Regions from separate parts of the Mus musculus genome. Here region 2 is linked to region 1. A link is a loop called in an ENCODE intact Hi-C map of the cell type or tissue named here. Cell type or tissue: heart. All regions are shown on one strand.

What was found. A loop is a pair of places that touch in the nucleus more often than their neighbours do. Peaks named below come from ENCODE experiments on the same cell type or tissue, not always from the same donor. Only the 100,000 strongest peaks of a DNase experiment are listed, where the experiment ranks them.
Region 2: a loop joins it to region 1, with 11 times the contacts of the local background. A loop is called at or near these places in 28 of 42 quality-filtered maps.

The regions. Positions count from the first base shown.
Region 1 is chr6:85,935,022-85,940,021 of GRCm38, reverse strand. It overlaps the pseudogene Gm7542. Among named protein-coding and RNA genes, the nearest start is that of Tprkb, 22 kb to the right of the region's middle. In heart, a CTCF peak has its summit at 3,001 (motif pointing left); a DNase peak (open chromatin) is centred at 2,911; H3K4me3 peaks cover 1,336 bases; H3K27ac peaks cover 1,524 bases.
Region 2 is chr6:86,007,582-86,012,581 of GRCm38, reverse strand. Gm33319 (a long non-coding RNA gene) reads left to right here and starts at 4,673. Exons shown (of 5, transcript XR_003956459.1): 1 at 4,673-5,000. It overlaps 4930553P18Rik (RIKEN cDNA 4930553P18 gene), which reads right to left. Exons shown (of 2, transcript NR_155305.1): 2 at 3,229-4,722. In heart, a CTCF peak has its summit at 2,424 (motif pointing right); no DNase peak of the experiment used is centred here.

The sequences.
Region 1 (5,000 bases):
GGAGGAGGAGGAGGAGGAGGAAGAGGAGGAGGAGGAGGAGGAAGAAAGAAGAAGAAAGAAGAACAGGCTGGCCTCAACCTAACAGAGATCCACCTACCTCTGTCGTGAGTGCTGGGATTAAAGGTGTGCACACCCAGCTCCAAACTATGCTCTATCTCTTGTTGAGACAGGTCTTGCAGCCCTTGGAAATTTGCTCAGTAAACTAGGCTGGCTGGCCAGTGACCCTGGGGCTCCATTGATTCTGCCTTACTTGAGCTGGGATTACACGCACACAACAGGACTCCAGGACCCCACTCTGCCTTTTTTTGTTGTTTTGTTTTGTTTTTTCTTTTTTAAAGATTTATTTAATATATGTGAGTACATTGTTGCTGTCTTCAGACACACCAGAAGAGGGCACCGGATCTCATTACATACAGATGGTTGTGAGCCACCATGTGGTTGCTGGGAATTGAACTCAGGACCTCTGGAAGAGCAATCAGTCCTCTTAACCACTGAGCCATCTCTTCAGCCCCCCCACTCTGCCATTTTATTTTATTTTATTTTATTTTATTTTATTTTATTTTATTTTATTTTATTTTATTTTATTTATGTGGGTTTTAGGGATCCAACTCAGGTATCTGACTTGCAAGGCAAACACTTTTTCAATCCCCAGGGTTCACTTCAATTTTTTTTTAGAGATCAGAAGTGATTTTACCTTTATTTCCTTCACTTTAAGCCAATCATTAAATTTCGCCGTTATTTCTGGGGTAGGGCAGAAGGAAGGCATCATTCAGCATGATGGAGGCCGTGGCCCGGCTGGCCTCACTGGGGAAGCTGGAGGAGCACGGACTGCCTTGCTGGCAGGTAGGTGATGTCCCCAGAGCGGCAGAGCTGGTATGCAATGTCCTCAGCAGCTTCCAGCTTGCATAGCTCAATCAGGCCATAGCCTGCTGTGGCCAGCGAGTTGTCGATCAGCTCAGCTGCCTTGGAGTCACCCTCAGCAGAGATGATGGCCGCCTTCTGCTGCTACAAATCTGGCTCTCTCAGCGTCCTGCTGAGCCACCTGTTTGGCTTCTACTGCCTCTGTGAACTCCTTCTCAAAGATCAGATGTGTCAGGGACACGTCATCCAGGATGAGCCCAAATGTTGCTGCTTGCTCTGTGAGGTCATCGCTCACTTGCCTGGAGATAGCTCTCGCTGGGTAATCAATTCTCCAGCATCAAATCAAGCCACCACTGACATGAGGATCTCCGTGGTGATAAGACAGCAGCACCTGCTCATCATAGTCCTGGCTGATGTTGGTGTAGATACGAGGAAGCTGGCTGGCCACCGGAAGAGGATGAGCAGTGTGACGTTGACGTTGTGCAGATCTTTGCTACTAGTGATGGTACGTTCCGTGGTCGAGAGCAGCTGTCAAAGAAAATTGGCTTCTGTACCCAAGGGATGAGAAAGTGAGTCCCTTCCCCTACCACAATGTCCTGTACTCCATGAAATTGGTCAAAGATGACAGCTCTGTGTCCAGCATCCACATTCTATAAAGCAGAGTTCACGCCTCCTGTAACTGCTAGCACCAAGCTGACCTTTCCATGGACCGAAACACGAGCAGCTCCTTCTGTTGCTTCCACTCACACCTGGCTTTCACTCTGACCTCCACAGGAACCCTCACTTCAAAACTCTAAAGCAGTAAACTTTTGTGAAGTGCTTTTATCATTTTACACAGAGAACTTCAATATATGAAGCTGAGTCCTTTGACACTAGTTTTACATTTCTTCTGTTAAGATAAATCTATTTGTGTAGAATGTCTTTTCTTGAATTTTTACTTCATCCATGACTAAGGTTGAGTCTCTTTTCATATGACTTGTTTTTTTTTTCCTATGACATGTTTTATTTTGTTTTTTGTTAAGTGCTTATAATGCATTTTTAACTAGGTTTTCTTCATTACTTTTTCTGGATGTCAGTCCATATAGATGCATACTGTATAGATGTACAGATGGTTAGACTGTACCACCGTGCCAGGCTCATGTCATAATGAATGTAAAAATTAAAAGCAAAATGAGGTTGTAGTTCAGTGGTAGAGTGTTTACCTACTAGCATAAAATTCAGGGTTCCACTCACGGTTTGTAAGCCTGCAAGCCAGTTTTCTCAGAATTCTAAAACTGTTGCCCGAAGTGCTGCTCTCCCTTGCCGACCTCCTCCAGTCACTGATTCAGACAGCCCTTTCTGGTGTACTTTCTCCACTGTCCTAATTAGGAGAGCAACACTGGCAGCCTGGCGTTCCCACTTTTCCCGTTGTCTTTACTGCACGCATCACCAGACACCTTCCATGCCATGCAAACAAAATACTGATAAAAGACAAACGCCAGCCAAGGAAAATAGAAAACAAGTTATGGCACGTTTCGTCTGCCTGGGAGGCTCAAGGATCACACACGACCTTCCTAACCCACTCTAGATATAAAGATCAACTTTGTTAGGTAAGTCCCGGATGCAAGTCACTGAGGGAGGCTCTGGGTTCCAGGGGTGCTTCCAGTGACTGATGGGAGCAAAGTGAAAACTGATCGTGGGTTCTCCAGTAATGGAAAAAGTGTGCTCACTTTGCTTAGGTTAATACTCTTCTTATCACAGTAAGAAAGTGATTAACATCTACCATAAACCATCAGTAGACTTTACAACCTGACTTCAACTTCCAGTCTCCACCCAAGGATCCCTCCCGCAGGAAGGTTCTAACTAGACTTTGCTGGCACATTCTGCCCTCCCAGGGAGGAGTCAGCGGAAGGAAGCACTCTCCCGATGTTGACCTCCACTTGGGCAGAGACAGCGCTTCTGGACGTGGAGGGGTTTGCTTCCGGGGAACGATCATCTAAGCCGTGCGGCAAAATGAAAGTGGGTTCCGCCCAGCCGGAGCCCCACCTCTTTCCCTGCGGACAGTTTTGCGGGCGAAGTACGCGTGCCTTTGCCCGTGTTTGTCGCGAGCCCCGGTGGAGAGCGACATGGTCTCAGGAGCGCGGCTCCGGACGGAAGGCCGCTCGGCTGCGCGCGCCGGGGCGCCCCCTGCAGGCGATGCCCGAGGCTGAGGCTGGAGGAGCCGCGTGCGGACCGCACAGCCACAGCCAGGCCCAGCGCTGGGAGGGAGGCGTGGCGGAGAGCGGAGTCGCCTCCACCCCAGGCTTTACCGGGGCCAGCGAGCGGCCTTGGCAGGAGGGACCCAGGCAGGAAGCCCTGAGGGTAGTAGGGACGCCCTGTTGGAAAGCCTGACCAGCCTAAGCCGAGGGCAGGCCATGCCATCCGGGTTGGAGAGGAGTCAGGCAGGGTCCAGACTCTACATGCTGGTCCCAGTGACATAAAGTTAGTGCTTTAGCTTCAGCCTGACTTCCTCCTGAAGGACCCTGTGACCACTGCGATAGGCTAGAATTGTATATTGGTGGCCTGATATTGTGTATCAGGAAACTATTTACAAATAGACCCTGCCCCTTTTGTGTTAAAAAATCTTAGGCAATTCCAGCAAGTCAGAAATGAACATTTGACTTTGGTATTTGTTCTCTTCAATATTTTTTCTTTGTGTACAGGTTTTTAAAAATACTATAGTTGGGGCTGGAGAGATGGCTCAGCAGTTAAGAGCACTGGCTGCTCTTCCAGAGGCCCCAGGTTCAGTTCCCAGCACCCACACGGCAGCTCACAGCTGTCTCTAACTCCAGTTCCAGGGGATCTGGTTCTCTCCTACATGCAGGCTAAACTCCAATTCATATAAAAATAAATACATCTTTTTAAAAAAAATACTATAGTTAGTGCTCCATGGCTGTAGTCCCAAGTATTTAGGAGGGAGAAACAAGAGGTGTGTTGAGTTACAGGCCAGCCTGAGCTACGTGATAAAACCTTCACAAAATCCAAAGAATTACAACAATAAAATAGTCGACAATTTTGGATCACCTTTCAGTGACCAAAAGCTTTCTTTTTTGCTTAATAAGTTCTCTCTGTCTTGCTTAAATGAGAGAAAAATTCCACGGTTTTGCTGTGCTTTTGTGGTTCACACATTTTGCATTCATGTGATTTAATTTGAAGCCTTTGCAGTTTCCATTGCTATCAGCATTACAGGTCTGGTCTGGGGGGATAGGAAGGCAGTCTGGGGATTGAATCTGGGGCTTTGTGTAAGTACACATCTGCAGAGCCAACGTTGGGTGAGCCTACATCAGTGGCTCTCAACTTGTGGGCTGTGACCCCCTCTAGTGTTGAAAGATCCTTTCAGAGGGCCCACCTAAGACTATGAGAAAACACATATTTACATTTCAATTCATAACAATAGGAAAATTACAGTCATGGAGTGGTACTACCATAATTTTATGGTTGGGGGTCACCACAGCGTGAGGAACTGTATTAAAGGGTCACAGCATTAGGAAGGTTGAAAACCCGTGGATTAGATGCTGGGCTGCAGGCTGGTCCCTATCTATGAAGCTGTATCCCTAGCTGTATGGTGCTGACTCCTTGTCATTTCTGCCCTAAACGCACCTCAAGGTGATATAGATTTCACTATCTGGGCTGTGTCATAATGGACAGGTCACATGAATCTTAGGCGCACTGTTAGTGCTGATAGTCGATACTGAAAAAAAGTTCCTCTTGCAAACAATAAACCTACTAGGCCCACAGTGTTTTGGACAGAGAAGCCCTCGAGTAATTGAGAATCGTGTTTGTCTTTATGTCTAACTTAGCTATATGACAGGGTTCCTCCTGGGAGCCAGTACTGACTGTTCATTTCCAGGCCACCTTGTTGGCCGGGGACTTTTTTAACGTGCAGCCTGCACACCTCAGGACCTTTGCTTTGCCAGGGCCATCCACGCGCCTCTATCACACCTGGCACTCAGCTTCCCAGCTAAAGGCACTCATGGCTTCCCTCACGTGCATCTGGAACGGGATGTCTGCACTACTGGACTGTGTGCAGGTCCTGTATAACCAGGCCCCTGCTGGTGTTAGTCTCTCCTGTAAAGACCCTGCTTTCTCAAAGATGGTCCAGCCTCAGCAGCATCCCTGCC
Region 2 (5,000 bases), 73 kb before region 1:
ATCATCAAATATCTGAGACCAGCCTGCCTTATATAGAAATCTTACCCACCCCCAAAACAGCCATGACTAAGTGTCTGCTCAGAAATGCCAACACACAACCAGGCTGTGGTGGCTCGTGCCTTTAATCCCAGCACTTGGGAGGCAGAGGCAGGCAGATTTCTGAGTTTGAGGCCAGCCTGGTCTACAGAGTGAGTTCAAGGTCAGCCTGGTCTACACAGAGAAACCCTGTCTCAAAAAAAAAAAAAAAAGAGAAAGAGAGAGAGAGAGAGAGAGAGAGAGAGAGAGAGAGAGAGAGAGATGCCAACACACTGCAGGCCTCAGGGAGTACGAGTGCCACTTACTAAGCTAACAGGCAAATGCGCCTGAGAGGTTCTTTGCGCTTGTTGATGGAGAAGCACCAGCGCCTCAGAAGGTGTCTCCCCTCCTCCCTAGAATTGGCTTTGTTTGAAACAGGGTCTCACTATGTAATTCAAGCAGGCTAAAAGTAATGATAGCATTAATGCCTCTCTTCCCCGCTATCAGGATGTGAGGCAGCATACCCAGCAAGTGTTTGGGTTTTCATCTTCGGGATGAGTTACCTAATTGCCTTGGGCCTCAATGAAAAGTGTGCACATAGACAAAGTTCATCCCAAAACTAAGAAGCAAGGCCTATGGCTGTGCCCCAGGACAATAAACAATAGCAAGAACAGAAGTGGCTTCCTGTGTGCCACTTCCTTCCTCAGGCCCTCCGCCTGCTACCCCAGGGTCTGCAGGGCCCACAGAATTAGTGCCATTGTGCTTTGTCTGGTGTGAGGCTGGAACAGCTGAAGGCTGAGGGGAAATCCCATGTGCACTTGGAGAAGATTCCCACGAGTCGCACTGTCTTGCTGTGTTGGGGTAGCCAGGCACATCCAACTTCCACCAGAACTCCAGACGCTTCAGCTCTCCTTCCGGGAGTTGTTGTCAGTCCCCCAGTGCTGCCTCAAGCCTGAGCACACCTAGCAAGACCTGTGCACAGAAACATTCCCAGAGCCCTGGACTTAGGGGTTTCTATTTTTCTTGGGGTTTTTTTATTTAGAAGGCTATTTTATGTGTGTGTTTGTAGGTATGTGCATTCCTGGTGACAGCTGAGGTCCCCAGAGAGAGTTAGATCCCCGGGAACTAGGGAGCACTGAGCAGTGTGAGCCACCGTGTGGGTTCCGAGATTTGAACTCTGATCCTCACGGGTAAGCCCAATTCACGGTTGAGCACGGAGCCTTCCTTAGAGCCCACACACTGTCTTCAAAGTAAGTGGTGCTCTGGAGAGCACCGCAAACCAGAAGGGTTTCTTTTCCTCTCATCTGTTTATCTGGGAGAATGGACAGTGATGACCTTGAATGCTCATCCCAGTCCTGTACCAACAGAGCAACCTCTCCTAACACTCTGCACCTGCCAACAGCGTGGTGAGAGGCAGCAGGGGAGGGGGGGGTGTGTCTCCTGGGTCAGCTTTCATGTGAAGAGAGATCGCCTCTGTCCTCACTTAGGCCAGACCAGCCAGCAGCAGGGGAGAGCATGATAGGGAAGGACAGAATGGGAGAAGTGGAAAAAAGAGGGTTTCTGGGCAAGGGCAGGGCTGGAATGGGAGCATGCGCAGAGAGGACACTTACAGATGGACTTCCGGTACTCATGTACTGGAGCTATCCACAGGGCCAGTGGTAAGAACATGGCACACTGTAGTGATGCGTTGGTCACCAGGATGGCTCCCATGTAAGATACATTTGTTGAGTGTTGACTGTGGAGACGGGTGAGAGCTCACCTTTCTCAGGCAGGAATGACTGGGGCAACGCTTGCCAACCCTGGCTGCCCTTGAGGGTCCCATCAGGAATCATTCTCTACCCAAGGAGTTCATTGATGTCATGTTAGTCGCACAAGTCTAGACGACCTTGGAACAGCAGCTCAGTTCATAAAGCAAAGTTCAGTGTTGGCTTCAACTTCACTCGACGTCCTAGGTGTGGCCCTGGGAGAGTCAGCATGTGACCTTAGAAGGGTGGATGTCTAGGCAACTGAACCCTGACGCTGGATGCAATCTGGAACTCTGAAAAGGCATAAAGGCCCAGAGGGAAACAAACTGCCTCGTAAATATGTAAATCCATAGATTAGTGCTGCTTTCCCTGTTGGTCAAAGAGGCTTCTTTTGCATGGGGAGTGGTTAATGTATAGACTCCTTACTCTTCAAAAGGTTGAGAATGAGTATTGAGTGATAAGCCCCAAATGAGATATCTATATCAGACACACACGCACACGCATACGCACATGCACACAACTTACTGCTCAGGAGGTATAAAATGGCACAGAAACAATGTGAGAGATGGAGGCTGGGGAGGAGTGCTGTGGCAGCCTCTCTTCTAGACAGGTAAAGACCATTGCACTCATGAAACCCAGCCACTGCAGTTACTTCCACGAAAGCTCCACAAGGTGGAGCCCTTCAGCAGTCCAGCATGCAGGGAGCTATTGATTGTTTGGGAGACAGGAATCATTTTTCTTTAGGGGTGTAGAGAATGGGAAGTTGCCTAGGCTCTAATAGAATCCCACAAGCATGCACAAACAAGAAATCCCAATTAAACTCACTGGGATGTTCAAACACAGAAAATGAGGCCGGCAACGTGGCTTTATGGGACAAGACCCTTGCCACACAAGCCAGACAAGCAGAGTTTAATTCAGGGATCCCACAGGGTGGGAGAAGAGAACTGGATTCCTGCAAGTTATCTTGAACTCCACAGAGCCTCTGGCATACAGGCGCACATGCATGCGCACATGCATATACATACTCAGAGAGACAGAGTAGATAAATGTACATTTAAATAAGACTTGACAGAAGGAGAGTGTTTAGGATAGAGGTTTTGCGAAGACTTGGAGGAGCATGGGAGAGGGCATTGAGGAGTAAACATAATCAAGAATAGTTATAGACAACGTCAAGGATGAGGTTTAAACTTTGTAACAGTAGTAATTAAAAGTCTTTAATCCCAGCTCTTAGGAGGCAGGAGCAAGAGAATCTTGGTAAGTTCCAGGCTAGCCTGTGCTACCTAGCTGCTTCACACTGAGATCCAGTCACAACCAAAAACAAGAAAGACAGAAAGGGGGGAAATGAGATAGAGGAGAAATAAGTGAGCAGCTAGGACAAGGCTGCCCTCCAGCACCTCGCTAATCTTCACTGTCAATCACACCTCAGTTAACGTGTCTATGACGCCTGATCAGAGAGCAGACCCAGGAGCAGGACACACCAGTCAACTTTTATTGTAGAATTAAATAGCATTGTTAAGAAACTGCAAATCTGTTTCAAAATACACTTAGATAAGTAGAACATGAGTTTCTGTGAGCTTTATGGAGAATGACTGTGTTCTGGGTAGTGTCACTTCTCAGCAAGGCCATCATTAGCAGAAGCAGCAAAGAGACTGTGCACCCACTCACAGTTCCTAGTGAGCTTTGCATTGTAATCTGCCGCTGACAATGAATTTGTCGTGTCATCCCTTTGCAGGACACCCATTTTATTGCTGGACAGAAGCAAGCACTACCTTCTGCAGTAAGGTCATTACAGCTTCAAAGCAATTCCAGACTTCCAGGAAACATGTTCAGGCAAGCAGACCCTCCCTAGGCCAGACAGACTCATAGTGTACTGTGCTGTGATTGGTGGTCATAGTGCTCAGTCAGGATGATTGGCCATCAGGACAACATGGTTGCAGGACTGGACAATCTGAAGGGCTGACGTGGAGTACAAGGAGGGGAGGAGGGCTGCCTCATGCTCTTTCACATGAGACAACCCTGATGCAGTCCACAGAGCTACAGTCATCTCCTCTTGTTTCACATAGCTTGTGAGGTAGCCCACTTTGATCGGGAAATCCTATCATACCTGTGATACTCTGGAGCTTCAGTAGCCAGTGATCATCAAAGTGCAAAGATCCAAACAGCATCCTGGAAGATTCTCCTGGGAGCCCGGCAGAGCATCCCCATCAACAGGATCCAGTTTCCATGGTGTTGGGTACCACATAGCCTGCTGACAAGCATCTCACAAAGCAGACACCATGCTGTCTGCACCAGGAACTTCCGTTTCTACCTGAAATTGCATCTGGGCTTACAGTCAAGCAAAAAGTAACGAAGCTCACCTGAGTCAGAAACTTCACTTGGCATGTTTATCAGTTGGGTTCAAGTTCTGTGCCTCACTTTTTAAACTTTGTCTCTCACAGAAAATTGACAGTGTCCTCACAAACCTTACAACCTGTCCTCAGGCATCCTGAGGTAGGCAAGGCTGGCCAGCAGTGGGTGCACAGGGCTCTTAGGTCCATACTGGTTCCCAGCTAGAAAATCCCATCTTAACCTGTTAGCAAATATACCACCTAACAAAATCAACTTCCAGTTGCTATGAACTCCTAATATACTGTTCTACTCTGAAATAAGGTTCATTAATAGAGACATATCAGTGTCTTCCTCTAGACTCTGTGAATGGGCACATATGCCATTCACACACACCAGAGAACATACATGACACAGATGTAACATATGTGACATAGGTTGAACATATACATAGATATCTACACCATCCTACATATATACATATACAAAACTCAAATATACACAGAATCTACACACACACACACACACACACACACACACACACACACACACACACTGATGAAAGTGTGTGGGATTCAGCTAGTCACAAATCTGTGACAGTCACCATGCTGCTCAGGGAGGTGACATGGCTGCAGTCCTGCAACAAGAACAAAGGAAATATGGGTAAGGCATGGAAAACTCCTTTTTGAAAGAACACATACTTTACATAGTATACTAAAAGAGAGACTCATGTGACCCAGGCTAGACCACATAACCTAGGTAGCCCAGGAGGATCCTGAACTCATTCTCCTGCCACTGGCTACCAGTGCTGGGTTATGGGCAAGCACCAGGACAGATTTTAGGAGTGCTAGGAACTGACCCAGGGCCTTGGGCTTGAAACAGGAGCATTCTCCCAAACGAGCCACGTCCCCACAC